Linked DNA regions of Homo sapiens: region 1 is linked to region 2. A link is a contact called in ENCODE Hi-C or POLR2A ChIA-PET data. All regions are on one chromosome and are shown on one strand. Each heading gives the region's core, a stretch centred on a gene start or an enhancer-like site at or near the end of the contact. The rest is flanking DNA. Distances are from core to core; before and after follow the strand shown.

Region 1 (6,024 bases), core at 3,228-5,727, 98 kb after region 2:
GCTGTGTGTAACACACCACACCAAAACTTAGTAGCTTAAAACAGTCATTTATTGTTATGTTCCATTTTTCTGGGGGTTGACGAAGCTGAGCGTTACTCACTTTTGTGTCCTTCAAATGGTTGCAGAAATATGACAGATGAGGCTGGAATTCTGAAAGCTTCTTTACTCACATGCCTGGCTCCTAGACTAGAATAGCTAGAATACCTGTGGGCTGGTCAGGATTTCTCCCTCTTTTGTCTCTCCACATAGCCATAGTGTGGCTTGGGTTTCAAACAGCGTGGCATTTCAAGACCAGGAATTCCAGGAGACCCAGGTAGAAGCTTCAAAGTGTGGGAAGTGTTGGAAGTCATACAGCGTCACTTCCACTATATTCTATTTGGCAAATCTGTCACAAATGAGCCCAGATTCAAGGGAGTAGAGCAATAGATAGATACAGGGAGGAGAGAAATTGATGGTAGCCAACTGAAAACAAGAAACAAGCTACCACAATCTATTTAGGGGATATTTATAAAAACATAGAGACACACATGCACAAACAACACACACGTACACACATACATGCAGATAAATACATTTTTATGAAAAAATTAAGAATTATTATGAATGTTCAAGTATACAATAATATGCAAAGGGAAAACCTTAATAATTAAAGTAGGAAATGAGACTAACTCTGAGAAGAGTAATCAAAGACATTGTATTTTTTTTTCAGTAAGATCAAGTAAGTCATTCCAAACTGTCTGGCGTCCTGTCCCAAAACATCTCTGAACTTCTCAGTTCAAGAAGTAAGTTCCAGAATTTATTTGGCAAAGGTAGCTTATGTTCACAGTACTGTCTCTGGTTTTCCAGTCTGTCTCCTAGTCATAGGCCCCTAAAGTCCACCAGCCCTTACACTTCCGGCTGCATGCTTGCAAAATCTACTATGTAGTTCTGATTTTGTAATTTTCATTTCAATGAGCATGAAAACTTTTAATACTGAACGTCCAGAAAAGATCTTGTTTTCTTTTATTCCCTTTCCTTTAGGTCATTTTCTTGTAGTTTTCTTCTTTCATTCAATTTTGATAAGACTTCTTTCTTTGAAAATGACATTTAAAAATAAGGTTAACACACAAGTTATTACTTTAATAAAGCACATAACGTATACCTTATAAAATATTTTGAATGCTTTAGAAACTTGTCTTTGCTGCACACAGGCAGAATGGAGTAATATTTTAAGATTTCCTGCAACTAGAAAGGTATGGAAAGTCTTACTGATTTATATTGTGTTCTGACTTCCTGAGGCAGTTTTCCTAATGCTATTCCATTTTAGTCATACCATGAAACAGAGCTTGCTCATTTATTGTGTTTTTTTTTTTTTAATCAGAATTCAGTGTAGAACTTTGTATTTCAGTTTTGTTTGTTGTTTCTTTAGCTTAATTTCTATGGAATTTTATAGTAATAGCAGTTTTATTTTATAAAAGTTCTCTTGCTGGGAGGATAATTCTGTAAGCATTTGAGAAAAGGAATTCCCAGTTCAATTTTCAAAATTATTTTCAAAAATAAATAACCTGACTATTTAACATATATAGTGTTCCAGACTTGCATTTATTGCCTGTACTATGTAATTAAAGATTTTATTATCTATAGTTACTTGGGAAGACACATCTTTTACATCAGTGTTTGTTTCTCAGGACAGGAAACATTTATTACGGTTCTTTTGTATTCCTAAAGTACCATAGTTCTTTTTTTTTTTTTTTTTTGGGGGGGAGAGAGTCTTGCTCTGTCACCCAGGCTGGAGTGCAGTGGCACGTTCTTGGCTTACTGCAGCCTCCACCTCCTGGGTTCAAGTGATTCTCCTGCCTCTGCCTCCTGAGTAGCAGGGACGACAGGCATGTGACACCACACCCGGCTAATTTTTGTATTTTGGTAGAGATGGGTTTTCACCATGTTGGCCAGGCTGGTCCTGAACTCCTGACCTCAGGTGATCTGCCTGCCTTGGCCTCCCAAAGTGCTGGGATTACAGGCGTGAGCCACCACGTCCAGCCTTAAAGCTCATACCATAGTTCTAGACAAATAATATGTAGATGCTCACTTGATAAAAGGGTGTTTATGTTGTATTCTTTCCATTTAATTCTTGTAATTTGAGTCTTACTTGCCTTCCTTAACCATACACCATAGAAACATTATAGAATTTCTTTTATTTTTTTTTCCATCAACTTTTATTTTATGTCCCAGGGTACATATGCAGGATATGCAGGTTTGTTACATAGGTAAATGTGTGTCATGTTTGTTGGCTGCACAGATCAACCCATCCCCTAGGTATTAAGTCTGTCACCCATTAGCTATTCTTCCCTGATGCTCTCCCCCAACCTTTACCCCAACACAGGCCCCTGCGTGTATTGTTCCCCCGCACCATATATCCATGTGTTCCCATCCTTCAGCTCCCACTTATAAGTGAGAACATGCGATGTTTGGTTTTCTGTTCCTGCATTAGTTTGCTGAGAATAACAGCTTCCAGCTCCATCCATGTCCCTGCAAACAACATGATCTTGTTGCTTTTTATGGCTGCATAGTATTATGGACTTTTTTATGATGTAGCTTAGTCTTAATAACATTACTGGTTATTTGTGCATAAGATCTTTCTGATTTAAATCTTTCCCCTAAATATTAAAACAGAAATGGGAAAATTTAATCTTTCTGAAAAGATCTCCTCTTTTTGTCATGTGGTTTTTAATGGCTTTTTATTAATACAGTCTCGAGCAGGGGTCTCCAACCCCCAGGCCACAGATGGGTACCAGTCAGTGCCTGTTAGGAACCATGCAGCACAGTGGGAGGTGAGTGGTGGGAGAGACAGCATTATTGCCTGAGCTCTGCCTCCTGTCAGATCAGGGGCGACATTAGATTTTCATAGCAGCAGGAACTCTATTGTGAACTGCGCATGCGAGAGATCTAGTTTGTGCTCTCCTTATGAGAATCTAATGCCTGATCATCTGAGGTGGAACGGTTTCATCCTGAAACCATTCCCCCAACCCACTCTGTGGAAAAATTGTCTTCTACAAAACCAGTCCCTGGTGCCAAAAAGGTTGGGCATTGCCATTATATATAATAGCTGAAGCGTATATACCAGGACATTTTTTTAAGTTCAAAATATAATTAGAGGCATCTCATTAAGATTTGTTTGTTTGTTTGTGACGGAGTCTCCCTCTGTCGCCAGGCTGGAATGCAGTGGTGCGATCTCAGCTCACTGCAACCTCCGCTTCTCGGGTTCAAGTGATTCTCCTGCTTCAGCCTCCCGAGTGGCTGGGACTACAGGCATGTGCCACCATGCCCAGCTAATTTTTTGTAGTTTTAGTACAGATGGGGTTTCACCACGTTGGCCAGGATGGCCTCGATCTCCTGACCTCGTGATCCTCCTGCCTCGGCCTCCCAAAGTGCTGGGATTACAGGCGTGAGCCACCACTCCTGGCCTAAGGTTTTTTTTTTTGGATTTTTTTTTTTTTAGATGGCCTCACTCTGTTCCCCTAGGCTGGAGTGCCATGGAAAGATCCTAATCTTTTCAAGGCTCACTGCAGCCTTGACCTCTTGGGGTCAAGTGATCCTCCCTGAGTAGCTAGGACCACAGGTGCATCACCTGTCTCAGCCTCCTGAGTAGCTCCTCAGCCTCCTGAGTAGCTAGGACCACAGGTGCATCACCACACCCAGCTAATGTTTTTTATTATTTTGGTACAGACAGGCTCTCCCTATGTTGCCCAGGCCGGCCTCAAACTCCTGGACTCTAGTGATCCTCCTGCCAAGTGCTTTGGGAGCACTTGGCCTCCAAAGTGCTGGTATTATATGTATGAATCACTGTGCCCAGCCCTCATTAAGATTTAAGAGAAGACTTTTACTCCCTGCATGCAATGGCTTATACTCACAAATCTCAGCAAATATCAGTTCTTCAAATGACATGACACTGACAAGAAATGGAAAGAACCGTTAAGAATAATAAAAAAGAGAAAGCTAACTTACAGTGACATAGAAAGAAATGAGACATTTCCAGAGAAGTAGTCAGTTCTTGTGATTATTAATTTTCTTCCTTCTAAACTGACTAATAAATAGCATTTTCAGTTACTTGCACCTTTGAAGCTTTCTGTAGCAGCATTGTTTCCATCACTGTGACATAAGTCTCCTGAGTACAACTCTTAAAATTAACCCTTTTGAGGTTGCCAGTGGTTTCAGTTTCTTTATATTCTTCTGCCTGTCACGCAGAAAAGTAAATCATTTTCTCTAAATTTGTCATCTTTTCTACTCTGTTATAGACCCGTCTTCATATTTTAATTTCCCTTAACTTTTGCAGTCTGAACAAATGAAGAAATCACATTTGTATCTTATTTTAAGTCCTCATCAAAAATTCAATTCCTTTTGGAGTTTTTCAAAAGCTTTCAATAGTGGAGGAGTTATAAGGAGAAGCGAGGTCAGATGGTTGACAGGAAGTGGGTAAAGTGTTTCATTGAGGAAGAGTGTGGGGTTAAAGAACACACAATAAAAGGAGACAAAGGAAGAAGTAGGGCCCCGTGGAAACAAGAGTCATAAAGACATAGAAGTGGAGTGCCAAATGTCTATATTTCTTCACAAAGATGACAAGATTTGAAAATACACGTCAGTGACAGTGGCTGGCAATCAACTACCACGATAGACCATAATGAAAGCCGGGTGGACAAGTATTCATTTCTTTGAAATGAATACTTTGAAATGAATAACTTTGAAAGGCTCAGATAAGGTCTCTGGTGTAAAGGAAAATACTCTACAAAAATTGATGCTTAAATGTACATGGGAGGAGCTTCTGACAATGTTCTATTTCTTGACTTTGTTAATGATCAATTATGCATTTTGGGATGATTCATTGAGTAATACACTAATTTGGGGCACTTTTCTGTGTGAGTGTTATATTTCAATTAAAAATGAAAGAGTAGCAAATAATAAATATTTGGCTTCCAACTTATTCAATTTTGTACTGTGTTCTTTGAGACCATTAGATTACCTAAACCAGTCATTATTTGTGTCTTTCTGAAGAGATCTGGTGATTTTCTTCTAATTCAAATCAACTCAACAAACATTTATCGAGTGGCCAAATGTGCAAGATACAAAAGGTGAAAAACTGCTCAAGAAGCTTACAGTCTAATGGGGAAATATAATGCAACGGGGTTAGAACAACAGCCTGGGCATGTAAATGGTGTCATAGTAAAAATGGGAATTCAGGAGTAGCATGGAAGAAGTAAGAGAAGGTTTTGTTCAGGAGGTGACTTTTGAGCCAATTAGCCAGTTCATACTGAAGTAGAAATTTCCTAATGTAGGAAAAGGCATTTCATACATAGGCGAAAGCATCACCCCACTATTTGTAAGTTACACGTAGATCAGTATTGCCAAGTTGTACACTTCTAGGTGGTATGAGTGGAGAGTTCAGAAGCAGACCTTATTTAAAACATTAGAAAGCCAAGTGCAGTGGCTCACACCTGTAATCCCAGCACTTTGGGAGGATCACTTGAGCCCAGGAGTTTGAAACTAGCCTGGGCAACAAAGTGAGACCCTGCCTCTACAAAAAAATTAAAAAACTAGCCAGGCGTAGTGGTTCACACCTGTTGTCCTGCTACTTGGGAGGCTAGGGCAGGAGGATTGCTTGAACCCAGAAGGTCGAGACTGCAGTGAGCCATGATCACATCACTGCCCTCCAGCCTCAGTGACAGAGCGAGACCCTGTCTCAAAAAAATATATAACAAATAAAATAAATAAGTATATAAAGAAATCATTAGAAGATCAGGCTGGGTGCGGTGGCTCACGCCTGTAATCCCAACACTTTGGGAGGCCAAGGTGGGTGAATCTCTTGAGGCAAGGAGTTCGAAACCAGCCTGGCCAATATGGTGATGCCCTGTCTCTACTAAAACTACAAAAAATTAGCCAGGCCTTGTGGTATGTGCCTGTAATCCTGCCACTCAGGAGACTGAGGTGCAAGAATCACTTAAGCCTTGTAGGTGGAGGTTGCAGTGAGCCGAGATCCCACCACTGCTCTCC
Region 2 (6,402 bases), core at 3,654-6,153:
TAGATGGTAAAATCAGAAAAAAATGTCCACTACACTGTCACTTAACTAAATAGCAGTTATTATTGTGTTTTGTGCCACTTACAGATTCCTATTAAACCTACTACTACATTTTAAAAAATCGCTCTATTTAACAACTTTATTCAGAAAATATATTTAGATTTCCAATTTGGGATATTGCGATACATCTTCTACCTTTGCTTCAAGATGAATATAATTAGCAGGAATTCCTTAACAGGCCTATGTGGAACTCTCATTTAACTTTTATGAGCCTCAGTTTTCTTCCCATTGTCTAGAGAGTTACCCAAACAATTTTCTTTACTTTTGGCCAAGGTATCTCTGCTCCCTGCAGAATATAACAGATTGTTGTCTTATAACTTTTCTCCTTTTCTCTTGTTCCAGAAGCAACAGTTACTTCTTTTAGGCTATTTTCTGTTTTTGTTTGGTTTTGTTTTGTTTTCTTTTCCCTCAAACTGCTAATAACTATATACATACCACTACTTCTCGCTTCTCTTTTTTTACTTTGGCTCTAGATGGAATGATAGGGTATGCATAAATGTTCATGTGGGCTCTGGAGTATACCAGGAACTGAAGTAAGGTACATGGACGTCTTGAATATTGTAACTGAGATGGGCAAGCCTACACCTTTGCAAATAAAGGAGGATTGGGAAAGATTAAGGTGAGCTTTCTCGCAAACAGATGGGTCATGGGAATAAGGAATTCTGAATGCATGAACAGTGATGCTGAAAAGCAGGGGGTCTTCAAACTATACTCAAGGGCCAAATCATTGCCTCTTTTTATAAGTGAAGTTTTATTAGACTACTGCTCCACCCATTCATTTAAATGTGGTCTATGGCTGCTTTAGGACTTAAAATGCCAGAATACTTGTGACAGAAACCTTCTGGCCCTCAAAGCCTAGAATATACACTATCTGGCTCTTTAAAGAAGTTTGCCAACACCTGCTCCATTGTAAGGAGGATATTAGTCGGGTTCTAACAGAATTGCTTGTTGAACTAGGGTTTAAAACACATGGTAGAGACTCCACTGCCATAACCAGAGAGAAGACTGCCAAGAATTAGGCTAACTTGTTCTCAGGCAAAAAGGCTACGTAAAAGGCAGAATCTCAGTTCTGCAGGGCCAGTGCAGGAGGTGAGGAGGCAGGGGTTACACTGGTGTCCGTGGGTCATTGTTCATGCAATGGATACTCGGTCTGGTTGAGGGATACATGCAAGGCTAGAATTTGTGCTGAGTCACCAGATTTAAGATCTGGGAAAAAATAATGTACATTTCTTGACTTCAAAGACGTGGGGGCCATTAATCCAGATTTTACCCTTGTTGAACTAACTCAGGAATGGAAAACACTCTTGGTGAGGAAATGGGACACTGAATAGGGATACTTCCTACCAGCCCAAGACTAGGGTTAGGGAAGGACTCACTTATTGGTAAGAAAGGATTTTTGCCTCTACAGACCTTTACTTAGACCTGTACTTAAATGAGGTAAGAAGTGAGAAAGCAATATTTCTCAAGTGCCTACAAACCTGAGGAGTCTTTTTCCATTTGTATGTTACTCAAGATCTCAAAATGCCACAGCTCTTTAAAAGGGCTTCTTCTCTCCTTTGTATTGGTGGCTTGCAACATGCTATTTGAATCTTTCAGCAGGCTGACCTGTTTGGCTAATGCTATAACCCAAATTAATTGTTCTTTCCTCTATGTTTTTATTTATTTATTTATTTATTTATTTATTTATTTATTTATTTTTTTGAGACAGAGTCTCGCTCTGTTGCCCAGGCTGGAGTGCAGTGGCACCATCTCGGCTCACTGCAAGCTCCGCCTCCCGGGTTCACGCCATTCTCCTGCCTCAGCCTCCCGAGTAGCTGGGACTACAGGCGCCCGCCACCACGCCTGGCTAATTTTTTGTATTTTTAGTAGAGACGGGGTTTCACCGTGTTAGCCAGGATGGTCTCAATCTCCTAACCTCGTGATCCGCCCGCTTCGGCCTCCCAAAGTGTTTTTATTTGATCTTATCACAGTAGTCAGCATATTTTGCCTTGTATTATACTTATATGTGTACATGTAGTCTTCCCCCAGACTAGCCATTACTTGAGAGCAAAATTTTAGCCTTATCCGTCTAAATATCCCCCAAGTGCTTATCTAGTGAATGCCTAATTGTAATGCCTATTGACTTAAATGGAATTTAATTAAATGGGGTTTGTTATATTCTGCTAAGACTGTAGTAGATGTAGACACAAGTCTGATTCTTTTCTTATAACTACCATTTTCCCCTGTTATGGATATATCAAATTACTTACCACCCTTAACATCTCCTCCAGATTAATTTGTCTTGTGTAAGCCCCTAGTTGACCAAAGCTGATGGCTGATTAAATTCCCCCAAGGGAACTCAGCCACACAGCCACATAGGTTTTTTTTCTTTTTTGGTTGCAAAAAGCAGAAAGGTGCGTATGCAACAGAGACCATCTTAAACACGAGAATTATTAGAGTAGCTCACAGAAAGGTATCACTGAACAAGCAAGCTTCAGGAGGTTAGAAACCAGGACAATTCTGAGGACTCGAGCATTGAGAACTCATGAACTCTTTGACCCAGAGCACCCCAAGGCACCTCCACTTAAGACTCAAATTCGAAGGATCTGTGTAAGCCAGCTTGATTCAATAATCTAATTCTGTGCTCAGGAAACAGGTGGTTCCTTTTTTTTTTTTTTTAAATCAGAATTTGGAGTTAAGAGGATGCAGGGAGAGTGGTAGACAAACGGAAACAAGTGTTACCATAGCAATCTATTAGAGGGCAAACTAAGCCACCAGGAGTCTCTCAAGAACAAACAAACAAACAAACAAATGTTATGAATGACTTTTGGCTTAAATGTCATGTAGACTAAGACTGGAGGCGCAATGGAGAAGGAGGGAAAACTGAGAGCTGATAGAAGCAAAATGAAGGATAGGAGTGAGCATCCCCTAAGATGGACAAGGTGCCTTCATTTCCTAATGGTTTCTCCTCTTCTTTTCTTTGAACCTACCAATGTGTGGTTATTTTCCTTGCAATATTGTGTTGTAAGATATCCTTCCAATTTAGAAACAGAAAGGGTAGTAATTGCCTCATGTTAGAATATTTAGCTATAGAATAATAGGAATCAAAATTATTTTAGACATCAAAGAGTATGGAAAATCAAAGATAATCTGAGGCAGCAAGACACAAATCCCATTTGTCAATTCTGCCATTTGGTGATCATGATGGTAGTGATTTGAGATATGTCTAGCTAAGTACCAAGCACTGTTTTAAGTATTTACATATATTGTTCTCTCAAAAACTCTGACGTGTAGGTAGAATTATTAGCCTCATTTTACACATAAGAGAGCTAAAGTATACAAAGAATAAGTAATGGAGCCAGGATTCAAATTTCCTAATTCAACATCAAAGCCTAAATTCCTGAAAGTGCAAGTCTCTCACAAACTTCAGGAATTCCACAGCATACCAGAAATCTTAAGTTTTAGGGTGGTTCGAAACCTTATAAATCCCTTTGAGTCAAAAATTTCTCTTTTTTTCCAGATCCTGTTAAACGTCAGTGTTACTATTTAGCCTTTGATATCTCCAGTAAAGGCAACTTCTTTCTGGACCCAGAAATAAAGCTTTACATTAGCAGCTTCCATAACACCAATAACATGAATGACCATCTACTGAGCAATTGCAGTGCACCAGGATTATGGCTTATGAGCACTTTATGTTTATTATCTCACAACTCACTGAGTTAGATACTCTCCACAACCCAGTGAGGTAAATACTATTACTTCCACAGTATATATTATTATATAATAAAATGCTTAGAATATACACACAGTAACTAAACACTACTTATAAAATATGGCTCTAGATATGTTTGATAAATATTTCCTTCATGAAAACATGGAGGAATTAATTAGCAGTATCTCTCTGCAGCCTTTAGCCCTCGAGAATCATGTAGAAAAGAGGAGCTGTCTTCTCTTTTAGCAGAACATCTGTCAGAGATGGTTTCCCCTGACTTAGACAATTGTGTTTTTTTCCCTTCAGAATGATTGAGTCTCAGAATTGTTCTTTAATCCTCAGTATTTCCATTAAGAAGAGCTTCTATCAAGTGCTTCAAAAGTACCCAATGTGAAGGAGTAATAATGACTCCCTGCTGGTGAGCGAAGTGTGGAGGACACAGGTCCCTCAGCCGTCCACTGGATGCTGCACTGTTTGGCCTGAGCCAACATGGGCAGAAATACAGGCGGCAGCATAAGCAGATGCCAAGAACCTGTCTTGCTTCTACTGTTTTCATTGGGTTACTATATCTCCTTTGTAGTCCAACCTGCAAATTACTTTGAGAAGGGGAGATACACCCCTGGACCAATCTAGGACTATATTTGTTCCCTTGCTAAAGTAGGAAAAAAAATACAGAACCTTTAAATATTGAACTCAAGGGCAACTAATTTAAATTCCTTTCCTTTCATGTTGAAAGTCTTTTGACTGGGTTATTCTGAAGCCATAGCAATTAGGTTACAGTTTACTTCTCTGTTACTTTACCATCTTTAAATTTGGCACCTTCAAAAGGTTGTTCTGTGCGTTTAAAAAAAAAAAGGAACTACCGTTGGATATTGTATTGTTGATGACCATTATTTGATTCTGGATTCTTTTGTGTGTTTGTGTTTGGGTGTTTTTGGTTGTTGTTTGTTTGTTTTCTAGAGACGGGGGGTCTCACTATGTTGTCCAGACTAGATTCGAGCCCCTGAGCTCAAGGGATTCTCCAGCCCCAGCCTCCCGAGTAGCTGGAACTGCAGGCACCCGCCACCACGCCCAGGGACAGTTACTTGATTCTTAATAGTCCAGTCATAATGAGACAGGATACTGCATAAGCCAAAGACCACACAAAGTATCAATGTTAAGTATCAAGAGGGTGTGGAGGAAGTGGGTTACAACCACTTTGTCTCCCAACTGTTGTATGTTTTGCCTTTAAAAATTTTTTTAAGTACGTTAAATTCTAATGTACTCAGATGTGGCTGAAACAATGACAAAACATTAGTTTTCTTTAAATATGCGTGACTTTTAAGCTTTTTCCCTTTCCCAGTGACTTGCTTCTCCACTAAGCTCTTTTTTTCTTTTTTTTTTTTCCTCAAATATTATTGTTTCATGTCACTGTGACAAGTTTAGTCTACTGGAAATTCCTATGTCCTCTGTAATTTAGGTTTTAAGCAACATATGATTTATCTTGTTATTTTAAAAAAACTATCTGCCTTCCCTAAGTGGGCAACTCTCTGGCATCCTTAATATTCTTCTATAGAAATTGTGATGAAAGAACAGATAAGCCTAAGTAAATCTAGCGTGTGGAGCTCCTTTAAAATGTGAAGACCTTGCCAACTGGTTAAAAATAAAACTTGGTTTTGTCCTAAATATCCTTGCTGGGCCTATTATACATAAAAAAAGGGGCCACAGCCCATTTGCAAGGCTTCTGAATGAACTCCATTCATTCTGTACTTGGAAATGTCTCTTCAGCCACAAAAAGAAACAATAGTTATAACCTAATTTCTTTGGTGCCAATATCAGCAGAAGAAGAGCCAAGAGACCATTATGAAAACTCTAGTAAGTTCTCTTGGTGATTATATAATGCTGTATTCATTGATCATATTTCTGTATTTAAATAAGTACATTTTTTAAAACATCATAAAGTGGATCAGTAATGCTGTAATATCACATTTCATGTATTATACAACATTTTTGAAATGGAGTACTCCAAAGTAATTTGCTTCTTATGGTTACCAAAGTTTAAAGAATACCCTAACATGCACTCCAAGATTTTAAGAGGAAAGGCTTTGTGTTTTTCATTACTGTATTTTGAAATCTGAGAGTGCAAAACTAGTTTTCTTAGGTAAACCCCGTAATCAGTTTCCACATTTACCTGTAAAAGTCAGTGGAGGGCATACATCTGGAAGTAGTAGTGGCGGTACACAATGTGTGTTAATATGATTTCCAAGGGGTATCTAGAGTAAACTTTCTTAATCACAGATCTGATCTGAGCATGCCACTCCTTTCTTAAAATCTTTTGTTGATTTTCCATTTCCCTAAAAGGAAGGCCCACTGGAGCATGGGCCTTGCAAAGTCCTCTTTCTGGCTTCTGCCTGCCTGCCTTTTCAGCTTCATCTCTGCCATCTTCCCTGAATGAACTTTTGTCAGTGGCCTCGCTCTTTCTACCTATGAGATGTTGTTTCTGCATGTTCTTGCATGGAATTCTCTTCCTCCCAACCCTGTTTCATTCCTTTAATCTGTACAACTCTTTCTTATCCTGAAGTCTTTATGTTAAGGTTGCCTTTTCAGGAAGACTTTTAATTGTATTAGCTAATTAATTAATTAATAGTCTGAGGTATTTGGAGCTGAGATTCTAT

What was found. A loop is a pair of places that touch in the nucleus more often than their neighbours do. ChIA-PET counts read pairs that join two places held with the same protein, here RNA polymerase II (POLR2A). Pooled maps may share reads with other maps.
Region 1: a loop to region 2 is called in a map of naive thymus-derived CD4-positive, alpha-beta T cell, with 5 times the contacts of the local background. The contact joins two enhancer-like sites. A Hi-C loop is called at or near these places in 1 of 168 maps with a recorded cell type or tissue (naive thymus-derived CD4-positive, alpha-beta T cell) and 9 of 50 pooled maps. POLR2A ChIA-PET finds 5 or more read pairs at or near these places in 4 of 52 experiments (H1, activated CD4-positive, alpha-beta memory T cell, activated CD8-positive, alpha-beta T cell and 1 more).

Annotation. Positions count from the first base shown.
Region 1 is chr1:101,174,819-101,180,842 of GRCh38, forward strand. It overlaps LOC101928334 (a long non-coding RNA gene), which reads left to right. Exons shown (of 4, transcript XR_426738.4): 4 at 710-1,737. Among named protein-coding and RNA genes, the nearest start is that of S1PR1-DT, 59 kb to the right of the region's middle. Within about 2 kb of position 4,478, at least 5 of the 41 ENCODE cell types and tissues checked have a DNase peak (open chromatin) inside an H3K27ac peak, as active enhancers do.
Region 2 is chr1:101,076,833-101,083,234 of GRCh38, forward strand. It overlaps DPH5-DT (DPH5 divergent transcript), which reads left to right. Exons shown (of 5, transcript NR_109849.1): 3 at 531-676. Among named protein-coding and RNA genes, the nearest start is that of DPH5-DT, 54 kb to the left of the region's middle. RefSeq lists a silencer at 4,833-4,912. Within about 2 kb of position 4,904, at least 2 of the 41 ENCODE cell types and tissues checked have a DNase peak (open chromatin) inside an H3K27ac peak, as active enhancers do.